2 separate regions of the Mus musculus genome follow, and region 1 is linked to region 2. The links are chromatin loops, found by intact Hi-C in ENCODE. Cell type or tissue: left cerebral cortex. All regions are shown on one strand. Each heading gives the region's core, and the rest is flanking DNA. Links, peaks and the distances in the headings are about the cores only.

Region 1 (8,350 bases), core at 171-8,170, 100 kb before region 2:
AATTTAGCAAACTACTAGTGGTTGTCTACCATGGGTCACATATAATGTTTTTAAAAATAGCAGCATTTTCTTATTACTCATTATTTTTGATCACACGAGTTTGACAAGATCCTAGGAATCAAAAGATCCCTAAGATCCCATCTAGAGCTGTAGATAGTGATCCTCTGGAAGTGCTAGATCAAGGGTTACATTAGAGGACATACTCATCTCTCTGTAACCCTGAGAAGTGCTGTCTTAAAAGACAGAATAAGTTATGGGTGCACAGAAAGAATCATGGAATGCCAGACCAGTCCCCAGAGAGACCTACAAGGCACCTACCCCTTTGAAATGTCTATTAATAGCATAAAACATATCCAACTCAGGGAGGTCTGAAGCCAAGGTTTGAAGTCATGAATGTCTATTAACCCTCAGACTTCATTAATAATGCCCTTCAATTAAAAGCTGCCTCCCATAAGACCTAGGTCCTGTGCCTACATTCAAACCAGTTCCCATAGGTTTACAGAATTGGTGGGAAGAATTGCCCAAAATAAGGTCACCATTTCTAGGAACACATGGTACGCTGCTTGAACATCCTCTTAGCAGGATTGAAAATGGGGTAAGCAATTTGAATAAGGAAAAAAATAGAGTACCTGGTAGATGTGCTTAAGGTTATGCGAGGCCAAGTTCAGACCCTTCTTTAGTGGTACTGTCTGAAGTTGGACACAACTAAAATATTTACACAAATGCCACCCCATGCTGTGTGGAGGAACAACCTAGTCAAGGAGTACAAGGTAATATTCTTTTATGCAAAAGCAACATGAAAGAAAGTGGGACTGGAGCAGCTCCGCCAGCCTATATTCTCCCTTCCTGAGGACTAACTAAATTTAGAGCAGAGCGACCTTCTAAATTGTCTTCAAGTACTTGATTTAAAAAAAAAAAAAAACTATATCCTTATTCAGGACTTCAGAAAGCTGCATCTTGCTTTTAATGATGCCCTGGTTTTCCCCAACATCTTGATACTTTGAACTACAAATGAGTCACCAGCTGGACCCAGCATCCCAGCATCCCCAACCTAATAAAAATTTGATCCCCAAGTCTAGTGCTCTACTCCAATATTGGTAAAAGCTGTGTCCTTTAGGAGGAGTTTTCCCAAGGGACTGAAAGCCTGTTCTGGTGCCTCAAAGCAGGGGTCAACTGGCAGTGCCAAGACAAGAACTCTATCTCAAGTAAGATAAGCATAGTGATCCATTTGCCTTGTAGCAATCTGACCCCATTTCTCTAACAAAACACCCTTCTCCCCTTAAAACAAGAGATAGTCATGATTTCAAACATGATTCAAAATAAACAATTATTTCCAAACTGACCAGTGCCGGGTGGCCATTTCCCAAGAGAATCTGGGCTCCTGGTTTACAAGGCAAAGACTCTGTGGGTGGGTGGGCTGTGGGGAATCCTTTCCATTTTCTTAACTCTCCTGACTTGTTTCTCCTCTCTAAAGAACCAAAAGTTCTCCCCATTTCTAAAACCAAAAAGCAACTTGAACTCTACTGAGCTCAGCCAGGAATGTGAACCTCAGAGCACACTGGCACTTACACTTGAGGAAGGAGGGAAGATAAATATGCCCCCACACTGGAGTGCAGAACCCCCAGGAAAGAGAAAGAACACAGAGGTGGTTAGCCTCGGGAGGCTCAATGCCAAGCCAATAAACAGTGGTTGAAAAATACAGCATCAGGACTGAGGGATGTTCAGTTCAGTACCCACTTCAGAAGCATGGGGACCTCAGTTGGATCCCCAGATGCTACATTTTTTTAAAAAATGACAATAATCCTGGCACTGCGGAGGTGGGAACAGGCAGATTCCTGGGACTCAGTGAACAGCCACCCTTCTGGTCAAGCTCCAGCCCGTGAAAAACCAGACCTCAAGAGAAAATGATGGACAGATGAATAGTGACTGAGAAGCAAACCCTAAGAGCTTCTTCAAGCTTCATAATACATGTACACACATGCACACATGTGCACACACGTGCACACACATGCATGTACTTGTACCTTAGAGCTAGCACTCAGGGCACACTTTCATGTGTGTGTGTGCATGCACACACACACACACACACACACACACAATCAGTATCCTTTACTATGAAAACTTGTTTTATCTTCTGTCTTCCTCCAGTCCTTCCTTCTCTCTCTTCTTTCAGCCTCTCTTCCTTCACTCCACCCCCTGCCTCCTATCCTTTCCCTTTCTTTCTCTCCTCTTCCCTACAGTTGTCAGAGCAGAAATGGGTAGAGCTGAGTTTCTGTGTGAGGTTGTGCAGAACAAGTAAGCAGTGGGATGAGATGGAGGTGGAGCAAGGGCAGCTGGTGAGCTGAACACAAGAATGGGCAGTCCAGGACAGGCACTATGAATGCCCGGCTGTCTCTGGAGCTTTGCCTGGCTTGCCAGGATGCTCTGCCCTGCCCTTGTTTGCTCTTCCAATTTTCTTGGGTCACGAGCATGGATGTCTGTCTCTGAGGACATTTATTTCTCCTTAGCTTTAAAATCTTCTTCCATGCAAGCATGAGGTGATTGGAAGTTCTGGCTGGAATCTTGTAAAAAAAAAAACCTAAATGCAGGTTTACAGCCATTGCAAAAAATAGCTGCTTTATAATATCCTTTCCTGTCTCAGAGAGAAGTAGGGCTGACAGTGGGGAGCCTTCAGATAGAAGCTTTTGGTGAGGGGAGCAGCAAAGTGGGATCTGTTGTCCATAGATGGTTTCCTTTTTTGCTCTTGGGGGGTACAGGTGACTTCACAGCAGAGGTTAGTCTAAGCACATGCCATTTTCCTCAAGAGCTTTAGACGAGCAAACATAGACCAGAGACTATGAATGCCAGCACTCTGTGTGTGTGTGTGTGTGTGTGTGTGTGTGTGTGTGTGTGTGTGTGTGTATGTGTGTGTGTGTATCTGTATGTCTCTCTCTGTCTGTGTGTGTCTGTGTGTACCTGTCTGTGTGTGTCTGTGTGTATCTGTATGTCTCTCTCTGTCTGTGTGTGTGTGTGTGTACCTGTCTGTGTCTGTCTGTCTGTCTGTCTGTCTGTCTCTCTCTCTCTCTCTCTCTCTCTCTCTCTCTCTCTTTCTCTGAACCATTTATATGTTTTTAAAGCTGCTTAGCCTTGTAAGAAAGCCTTGCTAGGTTGCAGGCAAGAGCCTGGATGGAGCACTCCATGACACCATACACACCCACTGGTATACTCTTTCACATATTCGCAGAACCAGGAGGAGAGCAATGGTCTTCAGTATTTAATATGTAAATACTGAACAAGACCAAGCTGTGATGTTCCTGAAGCACCTGGTATAGCTCTCCTAGACTGTCAGAACTGCATACCTCTAGAACGAGCTCCCATAGTCCTGTTTTAGTCTCTCAGCACCAGGGGTCCTGATAGGGTGTGAGCTTTGCATTGTCCATATTGTAGACTTGAAAACTAAAGGCTGGAAAGATAAATGTTTCCAAAGTAACATTGAGAAAAGGGAAGAAGAGAGCCCAGGTCACTGTTCCAACCCCCATCCTCCCAAGAAACTTGGCATATGCAAATATATGCAAATAAGAGACAGGCTGTCAGGGTAAGCACAAGTAAGGTTTTAATGACTAGCAATGACTCATGGAGTCAGAAGAAGTGAGCATGCTATCAAAGGCATATAATAAATGTCATTCCCATCTTCAAAAACCCTGGGTTAATTCATTTTTTACCTCATCACTCTTTGTCATATGATCCCTAATTTTATTGACACATTGATATATAATTTGTGACTTGAATATCTACCATACCTCTCCCAGAGTACTTTTGCCATTGACTACTTGGAAGCCAGCCAGTATCATATACTCAGCCACATGGCTCCCTGCCTACTGCCAGACCCTCATAGTTCTCCACCACACCACACACATGAAACTGTTCCCCACAAGCAGATGACCCGTGACACCTGGTCACCGTGATCTCTGTCATTGTCTTCTAGTCTTCCCTGTATCATTTGGGAGCTGGAAAATACTCTGTTGCCAGACCAGCCTGGTGGACTTTCTCTATCACTACTTACCCAACAGAATATGAGAGGAGACAAGAGGAGTGTGCAGAAGTGGCCACGGACTTCAGGAGATATGTCACCCAGTCTATGTCTATGTCTGAAATATGTGAAAATGTAGAAAACTATGCCCAGGCCTGCTTGGCTGTGTTTGAGCAGGAAGAGCTGAGCTCTGGGTGATGTTCTCACAGAACAGATGGCAGGTGGAAGGAAAGCCACTCAACATCTGCTCTGCTCTGGTGTGCGGCAGGAGGAGAGCTATTTGAACCAGAACAGCAGGACCAGGGATTATAAAAAGGAGGAAATGGAGGGAGGGAAGGGAATTAAAAGGAAAGGAAAGAAGGAAATCAAATGAGATGAGACAGAGACAGGGAAAGCTCAAAATGTTTAACAATTACCGGAGCCCTGATTAGCTTGCTATTTTTCCCCAAACCTTTGCAGTAGGCAAGGTTGTGGGGAGGGAGTTGGTTTTCTAGAGTTGACATAAAACATGTCCCAAAAGACAATGAGCAAAATATAGATATCAATTAATCTATGATATTTCACTGAAGACTCCCCACTCCTGCCACTGAAAAGATCGGGAATAGGGTCACCACAGGCTTCCAGTTCTGAGACCATTTGAAGTTTCAAAGCAAAGACCTTCCCATACATAATCCCCAAATTTTTGTGGATAACCTTAGACTAATCAAAGGCCAATGAGAGATGCTAGGTGATAGGCAATATCCACCCATTCAAAAATTAATTAATTCAGAGCCTTCTAGTTTGAAGTAAGTTAATATAAGCTTAAGAAAGGAGCCAGCAGAAGTCTGGGCAGACCCACTCTGTTTTGACAGGGCTGATTGATAAGCAAGTTGTGATGAGCCCTGTGAAAGGCTAAGCAAACTGTGGTACGAGGTTCACACAGGTGGGAATGAAGGCAGGAATCAGAAAGAAGAATCCAGAGATCATGAGACTTTGAAAGGCTGCAGCCAAGAAGATAAAATTCAACCAGTAGAAATGTAAAGTCTTCTATAGAAGTTGTAAAAATTCATTTTCAACTTCAGTAATGGATATGGTACTCTCATAAGTGTGTAGGAAGAGAATAAAAAAAAAATTAAAAATCCTGCCAGTGTCTGTACTCAGGCTGGTTGAATAAAGGACACTATGAAACCCCAAGCTTTTCATAAAAGAGAGTCCTAAGTAGGAAATTAAGTAGAAATCAGGCCCTCTGAGAAGTACTTGAGAATTTTAGAGCATTTAAACTCAAGAAGGGAACACTCAACCCAGACACGGGAGTGGTGATACCATCTGAGTGGCTTGTGGATGATGGATCCTGATGGTCCCATCACTATGGATAGGTAGAAAGTGCATCAAGAATTGTAGTACCAGAGGGGAAAGCTGTAGGTTCAGAAAGCCAGGTGAGAGGGTACCCACCTGGGATCCCAGCACTGGAAAGGCCCAAGGCAAGATCAGGAGTCTGAACCAAGCCTGGGCCATATAGCAAGACCCTATCTCAAAACAGCAACAAAAGAGTGCCCTGAAAAAGTCTCTGGGCCACTTCCCTACTTACGGACTGGGCTGTACTCAAGAGATAAAGAGGAAGAAGAAGAAAAAGAATATAGGCATTTAAATGGGTGGGCACGTGGGAAGATTCAGCTGTAGGCAACTAGAAGAGCTCTGGTGTCAATTGCTGCTGGATCCAGGAGGGAGCAGAGAGAACCCATAGCTGCGGAACAGGAGGAACTTGGAGAAGTTGCAAGTTCGGGGTTTGGGGGTGGGGCAGTGTAGAATGGAAAATGTGTTGGAGTCACCATGGAAGCTCCCATTGAGCAACACTGTGCTGAAGAGCTCCTCGGCAGGAGTCCCTTTGAGAGCATCCATCGCAAGGGTGGCCCAGGGAAGCACAGGGCAAGTCAAGTGTCCTTCTCGGTGCTGCTTCTTTAGGGAATGGAAAGCCCAGCTTGGAGCAGGAATCACCTAGTGTTGGTGTCTGAGCTAGAAAAAACCAACAACATAAAGCTCTATGAGAATATGTGTTGCAGGGGGAGAACAACTCACCCTGGGTGTCCTAGAACTTAAGGGGCATTTGGTGTAAGACGGCAGCGGACAGCCACTGTGGTGGCCCGCAACCCCAGCTCTGGACCCGCTAAAGGTAGCACATATTGCGATAGCTGCCTGAGGCCCGAGGGAAAGGATCCTAAATTTCATTAAGGAAGCTAATTTGAAAGCCTCCGTCACCATTAGAGATCCTATATTCCAGAACTATTAAAATGTACTCACTTGCTCCAGAAACACTCCTTCCCCTAAATGAAAGCATGTCTGAGATGTGCCTCCGGCTCTTCACCCCTCCCTATGTGAACGTGAACAATGCTCCAAGTCTCATCTCTGCTCAGATCCCTCCCTAATGTGACTCTTAGCCAGTCTCTAAACAGCCTCACCTAACACCTTCTAGCTTTAAAACAGGTCCCCCAGCTCTCCATATCCTACCAGACTCTGGTCTCATCCTGTGCACCCCAATTCTAGCCTTTCTCTGAATTCCATGCAGTCCCCACCCTATCACAACTGGTAGAGCTCTGATTTTTTTTTTTTTTCAATTTATCTCCAAAGGCAACATCACATAACACTATCATTTGCAACCCCAAACTACTGGAATTCTTAACCCAGTGCTCACAGATTCTCACCTGGACCCCCGTAGGAAGCTGGTAGCAGAACATTGTACCCAACTTCCTGTCTAAACCTTCTGAGTAAGAGACATGATGAATGCTGGGGTCTGCCCCCCCCCCCGACCCTCTACCACCATGTTTGCAAGCAGCATCCCCCTCATCTTAGCCAGGTAACAGTTTTCAGACCACACTAGTCACCTCTATGATGTTGGGGCCACCCTCATCCATCACCATGCAAGCGAACTCTCTATTGAGTAAAACAGAGCTGTCCTTTCCTGAACACACACATTATTCCAGTGCCTGTAAATTTTCTGTGGAGCGCATGGCCCACCAATTCTAACCCCTCAAGTTCCAAGTCTCTTCTAAACAGATCAGTCTCCCTAGCTCCTGAGATTGGCCCATCCTGATACACCACTATCCTTAGATAATTTCCCTTACCCTGCTGAGGCCAGGTGTCTGTTCCTTGGTACCCCTCAGGGTCTGACTCTCATTCTGCTCCAGGTATCAAGGACCACTAAAACAGCAAAGAAATTGTCCGTGCTGTAAACACTGGACAGACCTCTCACCACTGGACATATTCACAACTCACTCTCCTCATCTCTAAATGCCACATAGTAATACTAAGAGGGACTTAACCTGCACTCCTAAGAAGCATGGTATGATACAGATCCTTAGAGCATGCTCCAGGGTCATGCTACCCTACTCAGGCCATCCAAACTCCAAACTACTCAGCTTAGTTCCAGGGAGCTTGTAGAAAGAAGGAATTCCAACTAGCACAACTTCCCTCAAATTATCAGCTGAGTTGGAAGCAGGGCATGGTAGCTCAAACAGAAGGAAGACATCTGTTCTCAAAGGTCGATATAGGCAGGGTTGACTGACATGGCTTTGGAGCTAAATCCTGAAGTGATCTGAGCCTGAGAAAGAGGCCAGTCAAGACCTCTGCAGTTAGATGAACACTTGGGAATTCTATTGTCCTTTGTGGAGCCCAAGACACCTACCCATCATCCTGAGAAGCCCCCAGGGAGTGCTGAGGCTGACCTGAAGCAAAGACACAGTATATGGCCAAGTGTAGGGGTTGGGTATCTCAGATTTACGAGCCCAGTGTAAGTTGAAGACAAGTGTTAAGTTTGGTCCTCTTTCTTAGCATATTGTACTAGCCCCTGTTGGGTGTTTCATGGAGCTAATTAATCCCAGCTTCTGGCATTCCATAGATATATTTACTTTGTACGTGTTAAATCATTCAGGAAGAGAAGAGACTCGGGCTATTTACTTCATCTTCACAGACAAATATAAAGACACGAGCTGAGAGATTCAGTGCTATTTTGCTTCCTGTGTTTCTCCATGTGGGTGGAATAGAGGGGGCCAGTTTTGTCTTCTAGACTGAACCCATCTGTGCACCATGTTGAGGCTGCCAACGGGAATAGGCATGACCTGGTGGCTTCTAGAACAAGCTTTCTGGTCTTTGGGGTTCCGGGTGATAAGAAATTGACCTGAGGTTGTCTCCATGTCTTCCCACACATGAGACATAACAGGCAAATCACAGCCCGAGAGAAGGAGGTGGAAATGTCCCTACATAGGCGTTCCTTCAGTATGGAGCCACACACCATTAAATAAATTCATTTCCAGAAACTTCTGCTCCTTGAGCAGGATCCCTAACATGAAGTCTTAGAGCAAAGAAAGA
Region 2 (8,350 bases), core at 227-8,226:
AACATGAGAGCTGTTCCTCCTTCAGCATGATAGGAGTGAGATACACACTTCCTGTGTGTTAACCCACTGAGGTGCAGTAACACCTCACACCAATGCCCCCAAGCAACACAACTGTGACACCAGGGGATCTCCAGGAATGTGAGGTGACAGAATAACAGGAAAGGTGAGCAGTACTCAGCCTAGATCCTCACATTCTGGAATGTATCATGTTCTGGCCTTTTTTTTTTTTTTAGTAAATGTGAGTTCAGAAAACCATGATTCATATACATCTTTTAGTCCCACGGTACCCTTACTGACTGCAGGGACTGGATTACTGGTAACTCAGAGACTAAGGAGAATTTCTATTGTCAGGCATGGTGGTAGAGTCTGTGAAACTCTATGATAGACATTGAGAAGAAATAAAGTCCTGGGGAAAAAGAAACGATGAGGCACAACCCAGGCACTTGTCTAGACCAAGCCCTCTCTTTATAGCAACATAAGAGGATGTCTTTCCTAGTTGGCTTTCTGTTACTGTGGTAAACACCATGACCATAGCAACTTACGCTTGTAGTCACAATCCATCTTAGAGTGAAGTCAGACAGGAATGCAAGGCAGGAACCTGGAGAGAAAACTATGGAGGAACGGGGCTTACCGTTCACTTGCTGGCTTCTTACAGCTCACTTCCTTACACAGCCCTGGACCACATGACTATGGCCTCATGCTGCCCACAACAGGGTGGGTCTTTCCACATCAATTAGAATCAAGAAAATGCCTATAGACATGCTTTTGGGCCAATCTGATACAGAAGGATCTTCAACTGTGGTTCCCCACACTGAACAGATTTCAAAGATTAACTAGATTTCCAGGATCTCAGAAAGCTGCAAGAGCTGGGTGGCAGCTCAGGGACCTTTGAGCAGTAATGTGGGGGTATAAAGGTCTTTCTAGTAAATTTGTACTCAGGATAACATGAGTCTCACACATTCTCTAGTCCCAGATTAGCCCTAAAGTCTTCTGAAATTATTCTGGGTCCAGGAGCTAATATGAATTCCTATCACAAAACACAGTAGTAAAGTAAGTCAGGGTAGTGTGGGTAAAAGGCTTAAGGTTAAATTTTCCTGAAGGCTGAGAACCTTGAAGGGGGCAAGAATAACTACCTACACATACACACACACACAGAGACAAAGACAGACAGAGACAAAGACAGACAGAGACATACAGACAGATGAAGGGAGGAGGGTACTGAAAATAGTTTGAGGGCAGAGGTAGCAGAATCTTCAATAAAAATAAATAACTAAAACCAGATAAATGTAGTCCTAGAAGAAGCAGAGACAACTTGGGGCAAGACAGAATGCCCCTGTGTGCAGAGAAATGTCCTCCCCAGAGAGCAGAGTCTACCAGGAAAGAAAACAGTGTTCTTGAAACACTGGAAGTTCACTCCTGCCAACCAGGAAGAAGAGAGTCAATGTTCCTGGGAGATTTCCAAGGAACCAAGGGAAAAGGGTGATGGTTTAAGTCCCTTCAGCCAAGCAATGAGAGACACAGGAATACATTTACATTATAGATTTTGCCCTCTTCCCTGAGGGTCATTTCTCCCTCTCTAGTAATCCCTAGATGTCGCCAGTTGTGCCCAGCCCAGCCCTGGAGAGCTCTCCATTTCTCAAGAGCATATTCATGTTTTCACAAATATGAGCCTCACGGTGACACATGGTGTGATTCCTTCCTGCTCTCTTCTACCTTCCTCAAAGATTCACATCTTCAGCTTCTCATTGGAATGTACCTTCTGGGAAAGTAGAGCCCAGTGTCTCCACATCCCAAGGACTTGGATCTGAGAAGGCAAATTGGCCACACCACCCTGCCTCACCCTCCTTGGCCCTTGTGGGGCTGCCTGCCCTTCAAAGTAGGGAAACAACTTTCAGTTGACTGAAAACTAAGTGTCCATTCCGGTCTTAAGAGATTGCTTTCTTCTGAGTTGTGAAAAACATGATGTAAACACAGCATATGCTCTGAAGGCTCTAGAATTCTTGGAACCTCCGAGTGTTGGCTCAAAATGCCCACACATCTCCCTCGCCATATGTCTTGGGTTAGTGTCGCCCAGAAGGAAACCTTGAGGCAAGGTTTTGCATGCAAGTGATTTGCTTGAAAGGCTGAGGGAGCATCTGGGGTGGGTGAAGTGTGGACATGAGTCAGGGAAGGAAGGAAGGAAGGTTGAAGAAGACTGGATCTTTGAGCAGACAACTTTGTGCAATGAAGGACTGCTCCCGCCAAGGATCTCTGGAGTCTCAGAGATGCTAATGATCAAGAGAGCTGGGTATTCATCTTCCGAGTCAAATCAGGCAGCAACCAGGAACTGAGCTACCAGTAATGCTAGTAACTTCCGGTTGCCCTGTGTGCAGGACATGGGGAGCATTGATACAATTGGATGCTCATGTTCTGGAGAGATATGGGCAGCTGTGAGCACATCTGCAGGAAACGTCACAGTACCAGTGAGAATCTGAAGAACTCATACCACAGATGTGCACCTATAAACCTTGTGACAGAGACTGCACTTTGTTCCTCTAGCTTCATCCTTTTGGGTGCCCCTCACCTTGTCCTCCCGAACCTGGAACTAAACAGAATGGCAATCCATCTAAACACGGGGGAAAGCTAGAACCCTAAGGATGGCTGAAGAAGGCTGTTCTGCCTCTGACCCACAACACGTCTGTAAAAGGCATCCCTTGAGGCTATTGAAGTAAAGGGTCCTTCTTGATAATGCCACTGTTACTCTGGGTCCAGGTTAATGTGCTGAGCTTAAATCTTAGCCATCTACCTTTCAACACACTCATAGAAGCTGTGCCCTGGAATACTAATGGGACAAGCCACCTTCTGATCTTCCCTCTGTTTCTGTTCCCAGGGAGTTTAAGCAATGTTCTTGGAACACCCTAGGAGCATGCCTAGAGTTTCCATCTCTGATGGAAAGCCGTAGATGGGTCTCATCAGCCTGGCAGAGTGAGTCCCTAGCAGAAGAAGTATTGACCCTACTGGACATCCTAGTAGGGCTTAGACTCAGCCATGGGCAAGCCATGTGTCTGACTGGCATCTTTATAAAATGCAGGGTTTAGTGAGGCCCTTGGAGGTCATTTCAGGTCTATAAACATGAATCATAGAAGGAGCTCAGTGAGGAGGATGGGGTGACAGAGGGAAGGGGAGCTGGAGTCAGTGTTGATTCTTCAGAAGGGAGCTTCCCACTGCCTCTCCTCATCTTGACAATCACAGAAGCTGAGCCCAGCAACCCCATGAAGAGCTCCACAGAGCTCCTTCACTGCCGCATACTTACAACGGTTATGAGTCAGTACTCCCCAACCCCGAGTCTTCTGCACCACTGTACTACCACCCCATGACCTCGGGAGCATGGAGAGGGCTGCACCCCTCCTCTAGGAGCTGGACTGTCCTGGGGAGGCAGGTGCTGCAGGAACAGCAGCAGCAGCAATGTAGGCGGAAACACACCCTACATCCACTCCTCCCCGAAGCTCTCAGCTCTGCAGTGGCAGAGATAACCACACCACAGCCCTGCTTATCAGCTTGGCTCAGCACCCTGATTGTGCAGGGGCTGCTGACTTGGTGGCGGGCAAGCCACACAAAATAGGCTGAGCTCCATCAAGCCGGAGAAAATTAGTGTTGACAGCCAGGGCTGGCTACAGGCCATCTCTGGAGCTCTCCTGCCACGATCTGGTCAAGCAGCTGCAGATGCCTCTGGCTTGTTGTAGCCATCGGCATCTCCTGAAGGGCTCCCAGCAGACTGTGGGGTGGTAATGCGGCTACGACTCCCCTCCTCAGAGATGAGGGCTGGTAAGACAGGGTCTGAGGTCACATGACTGGGGCCAGTTTTAATGCCAAGCAGATAAGTAATGACTACCCCCCATCCTAACCATTTGTTCGTCTGAGTAACTCATGTTCCCCCCTTTCAGGAGACCCCTCACTAGCTGAGCTGAAACATGATTAACACTAGTGTTAAAAGTGATCATTGCATCAAGACACAAAGGATAGGACACAACGCCACTGTTCGTATCCTGTTGTAAGGAAGTGACATACACCCAGTAGCTTCAAATAACACAAACTCACAGCTACTATTCTAGGGGGATAACTCTTAGTCTATAAGGCAGACTCAAGTTTAAGCAGGGATGGTTTCTCCCGGAGGCACTGAGATGATCCATCTTCTTGCCTCTCCCAGATTCTAGACACCAGCTGCAGTCCTCGGCTCATGTCTTCTTCCACAACCTCAAAGCTCATCCTGTTAACATCACTATTATCATCCGAGCTCCTTTCCCAACATGCATCCTCCTGGTTCCTCATAGAAAGACCCTATGATGCTGTGGAGTCTTTTCACCTCAAAATCCTGATTTTAGTCATATCCCGAAAGCACCCCCAACACAGACAGGAACATATTCACCAATCTTGGGGATTAAGGTGGCTCTAATTCTATTCTACCAATGAGATTTGGAGGCTGTAAATTCCAAACAGTGTGAATCACAGAAGGATGCATCAAGTTACACTCTGTCAGTCATAGAAGGATACATCAAGGGTACACCCACCAGACACAGAAGAATTCAAAGAGTCTTCTATATGGACAGGAACCATCCACAGGAAGCCACGTCCATGCTCAATGCCTCAAGTAGAGTTAAGAACGGAGTTCAAAGTCTTGAGGCTGAGAAATCTAACTTATGAAGGAGTCAGCCTCTTCCTTCAAGCTGTGTGACCTTGTATGCTCTTTATCATCTCTGAGCCTCCATTTCCTCGCCAATAAAATGGGGACACTGTATATTCCATGAGACAATCAACACATGTCAAGTGTGTATCAACTTACTACAACCTGACTTACAGAAATTACTCCGCACAGATGGCCCATTTAGTCTCTGCCTCTGGTGGTCAGATGTTCATTTCACATGAAGAGAGAGAGAGAGAGAGAGAGAGAGAGAGAGAGAGAGAGACTGAGGCCAGAGGAGGCTGACAACAATAGTTGCTGAAGCCTGGTTCCACTGTTCTCATATTCTAGGTGTCCACAGTAAGGCTGATGAATAGAGGGAAGGGGCAACCTTGTTCTCAGAAGAAGAATACGTGCAGAAGGCAGTGTGCAGGACCTCAGGATTGGAGCACAGAGATCCCTGCCAAGGCAGCCACAGCTTCCAGACATGCTTAGTCTCTAGGGAGAAAACATAGGGAAGCATAGACATGTGCCCGAGTTCTGCCATCTATCCCTAATATCTATGTTTATCCATTGCAAATAGGATGTCAAGAAAATGCATACTATGGGGACTTTGCACAACCTTCTTCAGACAGAAGACAGAAGGATACTGGCTGCTGTGACCTCGGATAAGCCAATGTTTTCCTTGGCTGGTTCCTAGAGGAAAGCACAGGCTGTTTCCCTATCATTTTGCCTCTCCCATCAGATATGAGGGAGAGAACAATGCCAGTACAGAGCTCACCACGCTAACTCATTCACTCACTACTGTTGGCAGTGCTAGCGAGAGAACCTAAACCTCATGCAGACCAGGCAAGCCTGTTACCACTGAGCTACATACCCAGCCATCTTCACTCTTGCTAAAGTGTGAAGTGTTTAAAGAGCATCCCAACCAATAAAACAAATGTCCCTGACCTTGTGTAGAAGGGACAAGAATGAATCAAAGTATCTCACCAAAGCTTGTGAAGCTACAATCAGCGCCATCAAGGGGAATATCCCATGGATGGAGTCTGCAAAAGAGGAGCTGGGACAGATGTGAAGGGGGACAGGGGTGAAAGAAACCAGTTTCATCTGACCCAGGTCATCCAGACAGATTACATCTCCCAGCTGTCCTTTCAAGCTGGAGAGGCTGTTCGTTAGCTATTAGAACCGACGTATGTTGTTGCAGATCTGACCCCTCACAAACCTTACATATGGAAAATAGAGTTGACCCGAGGTCCCTGGCATTATCTCTGTTTCAAACAAACCATAAATTTCTCCCATGAACAGGTACTCAGAGCTGGAAGTTACTCTCTCCCACAAGTCAGTTTTACCTCATCCACCTCAGGAAGAAGAGTATCGGATCTGAACCAGAGAAGGGTGTGAATTCCCCAGATGCTACGATCGGCTGTGCAAAAGCTGGGCTTTACAGAGTCACACATCTAGCTAGGCAAGGAGGAGATTACCTGGAAGGAACAAAGGGACCATCCAAACAGTGATGATAGCGGTGTTCAGCAGCAGGTTCCCAAAGGTCATTAAGAAGGACTCTGACTCTACCCCACCCTCACACTGTAGCCAATAAGAGGCTGAGTCAACATGGGAAGAGTAGAACAGCCAGATGCACGTGCTGGCTGCCACAGGAGAATATACTGGAAGGAGAGAAGTGAGTGTGGCATGGTATGATCAGAGGGATGGTTTCCAAAACTGCCCAGTTTCAGAATGATGACACCTCTCACACATCAGCTTCATGGAAGCCCCCTGGACCAGTTAATAAGTTAGCCACAGGCTCCACTTAAAACTAGTCTTAGCAAACTCACTGACAGGTAGAGAACCTGGAGTCTAGTGGCCAGGGCTACACCTGGGTACAGCACATCAGGCTGACACCTGGGCTAAGGCTCATGTGAGAACACAGTAAGGAGTGTAGGCTCCTCCCTTGTCAACTGAAGCAGTGGTTTCCCGAGTGTCTAGATACTTCTGGGCAGGAATTCATCTAACTAAGGCAAATGCAAAGGCCAGCCTTGAACAAGAACTTATCTACAGTAACTGTGGCAGCTGTCAGATCTCAGCCAGTCTGGGGAAGTGATCGTACAGTCAAGGCCCACAAGAAGGTCCCAGTTGAAAGCCTGGAAAGTGCTCACAGAGAAGTGCCTCCTAGGCCTTTAAACTCTCAGGCAGAGGACCTGCAGTGTTGAGATAATGAGCATGCCAGCTTTGAGGTTGCAAGACTCTCGTATTTTAATTGGCTTTATGGTTCTGAGAGAAAAGAGTGAAAAGGTTTGCTTTTAACAGTCCTCAGTGTTACCCAAAGAACATCACAGGGTTCTGCCTCTGGTGGTACAGGAGTGTGTGTGTGTGTGCGTGCGTGCGTGCGTGCGTGTGTGTGTGTGTGTGTGTGTGTGTTTGTCACTCTCCAGCTCTGCAGACCGCTGACTCCTGGAGGTTACACACACCAGAGCAGGCTGCTCTCTCCCAATTCTTATTCAATTACATTCCTGTTCGCCTAAGAACAAAGAGCCTGCAAAGGGAAGTACAGCAGTGAGCAGAGGAGATTGCCACAAGGTAACCAGAGCAGAGGCAGCAACAGAATGTGGACAGAGGCAGAGACAGTGAGCTTGAGCACACCTGAAGCCTGAGGAGAATCAACTGAGCAGTGAACAAAGACCAATCACTCTGTCATCTGATCCCATTAGATAACATGAAGCTCTAGAGTGAGCAGATGGTGGAGACCAGCAGGTGCTCTGATCCTAAATGGATACTGTGTAGCCTTTACCCCGCCCCCAATACTAGGATATTAGGAGGTAGGGGATTTGGTGTAAGACTAAGCTTAGATAATGCCATGAAGCTAGGACTTCTTCCATGAGAGAATCATCCTACAAGAAGAGTAAAGGGGCTGGGCAGAGTGGCGCACTCCTGAAACCTCAGTCCTTGGGAAATTGAGAGGAAAGATGGTAAGTCAAGCCTAGGTTACAATATATAGCAATATATTCAATATATATGTCGCGAAAGTAAATAAATAAAAGACACTATCTTCTGTCTCTCTGTGTGTCTCCCTCTCTCTCCCTCTCTCCCTCTCTCTGTCTCTGTCTGCCTCTCCCTCTTTCTTCCTCTCTCCTCTCTCTTGCCCCCTTTCTGTGTTCTCTGTGTCTCTCCCTGTCTCTCTCTCTCTGTCTCTCTCTCTCTCCTCTTTCCTTCCCTCCCTCTTTCTTTCTTTCTCTTGCCTGAAATAAGAATATTCCCTGAAGTAGCAAAAAAGCAGTCAGCTGATAGCTAGGAACCAAGTCTGCCAGCATCATGGCCTAGGACTTGCGGCCTCCAGAGGTGTGAGGACAAATGCCAGCACTTTCAGTTGAGAAAACCATGATATTTCATCACAGCATCCCCAGCTGACTAAGACACTGAGCCTTAGAGAGCAGCCCAGGTACTGTGCCCTCAGCATCCATGATAGAGGCTGCATCTCCTAAACCCAACACTAGAATGAATCTCCTCAAACACAAACCCTAGGGAAATCTAACACTAAACCCCCTGCCTCTCCAGTCAAGCCAATTTATCTAGGTTATTCTTTCAAGAGGTTTATAAGAAGATGACTATCTAAAGTTGAAACCATTCAGCCTTATGGGGAGGATTTTCTTGGGAGATGTCTTGACACCATTTCCCTGACTCTAAAATGGGGTCCAAGTT

Evidence for each region. Hi-C counts contacts between places; a loop is a spot of excess contacts. Peaks named below come from ENCODE experiments on the same cell type or tissue, not always from the same donor. Only the 100,000 strongest peaks of a DNase experiment are listed, where the experiment ranks them.
Region 1: it touches region 2 in a loop (4-fold over the local background); 2 of 42 quality-filtered maps call a loop at or near these places.

What each region holds. Positions count from the first base shown.
Region 1 is chr16:96,630,153-96,638,502 of GRCm38, reverse strand. The region is part of intron 27 of Dscam (DS cell adhesion molecule); the gene reads left to right. Among named protein-coding and RNA genes, the nearest start is that of Gm32509, 85 kb to the left of the region's middle. In left cerebral cortex, for the core only: no CTCF peak of the experiment used is centred there; DNase peaks (open chromatin) are centred at 3,477, 4,217, 5,059, 8,016 and 3 more places; H3K27ac peaks cover 5,732 bases.
Region 2 is chr16:96,529,142-96,537,491 of GRCm38, reverse strand. No RefSeq gene overlaps it. Among named protein-coding and RNA genes, the nearest start is that of Pcp4, 66 kb to the right of the region's middle. In left cerebral cortex, for the core only: no CTCF peak of the experiment used is centred there; DNase peaks (open chromatin) are centred at 2,056, 3,276 and 3,491; H3K27ac peaks cover 2,026 bases.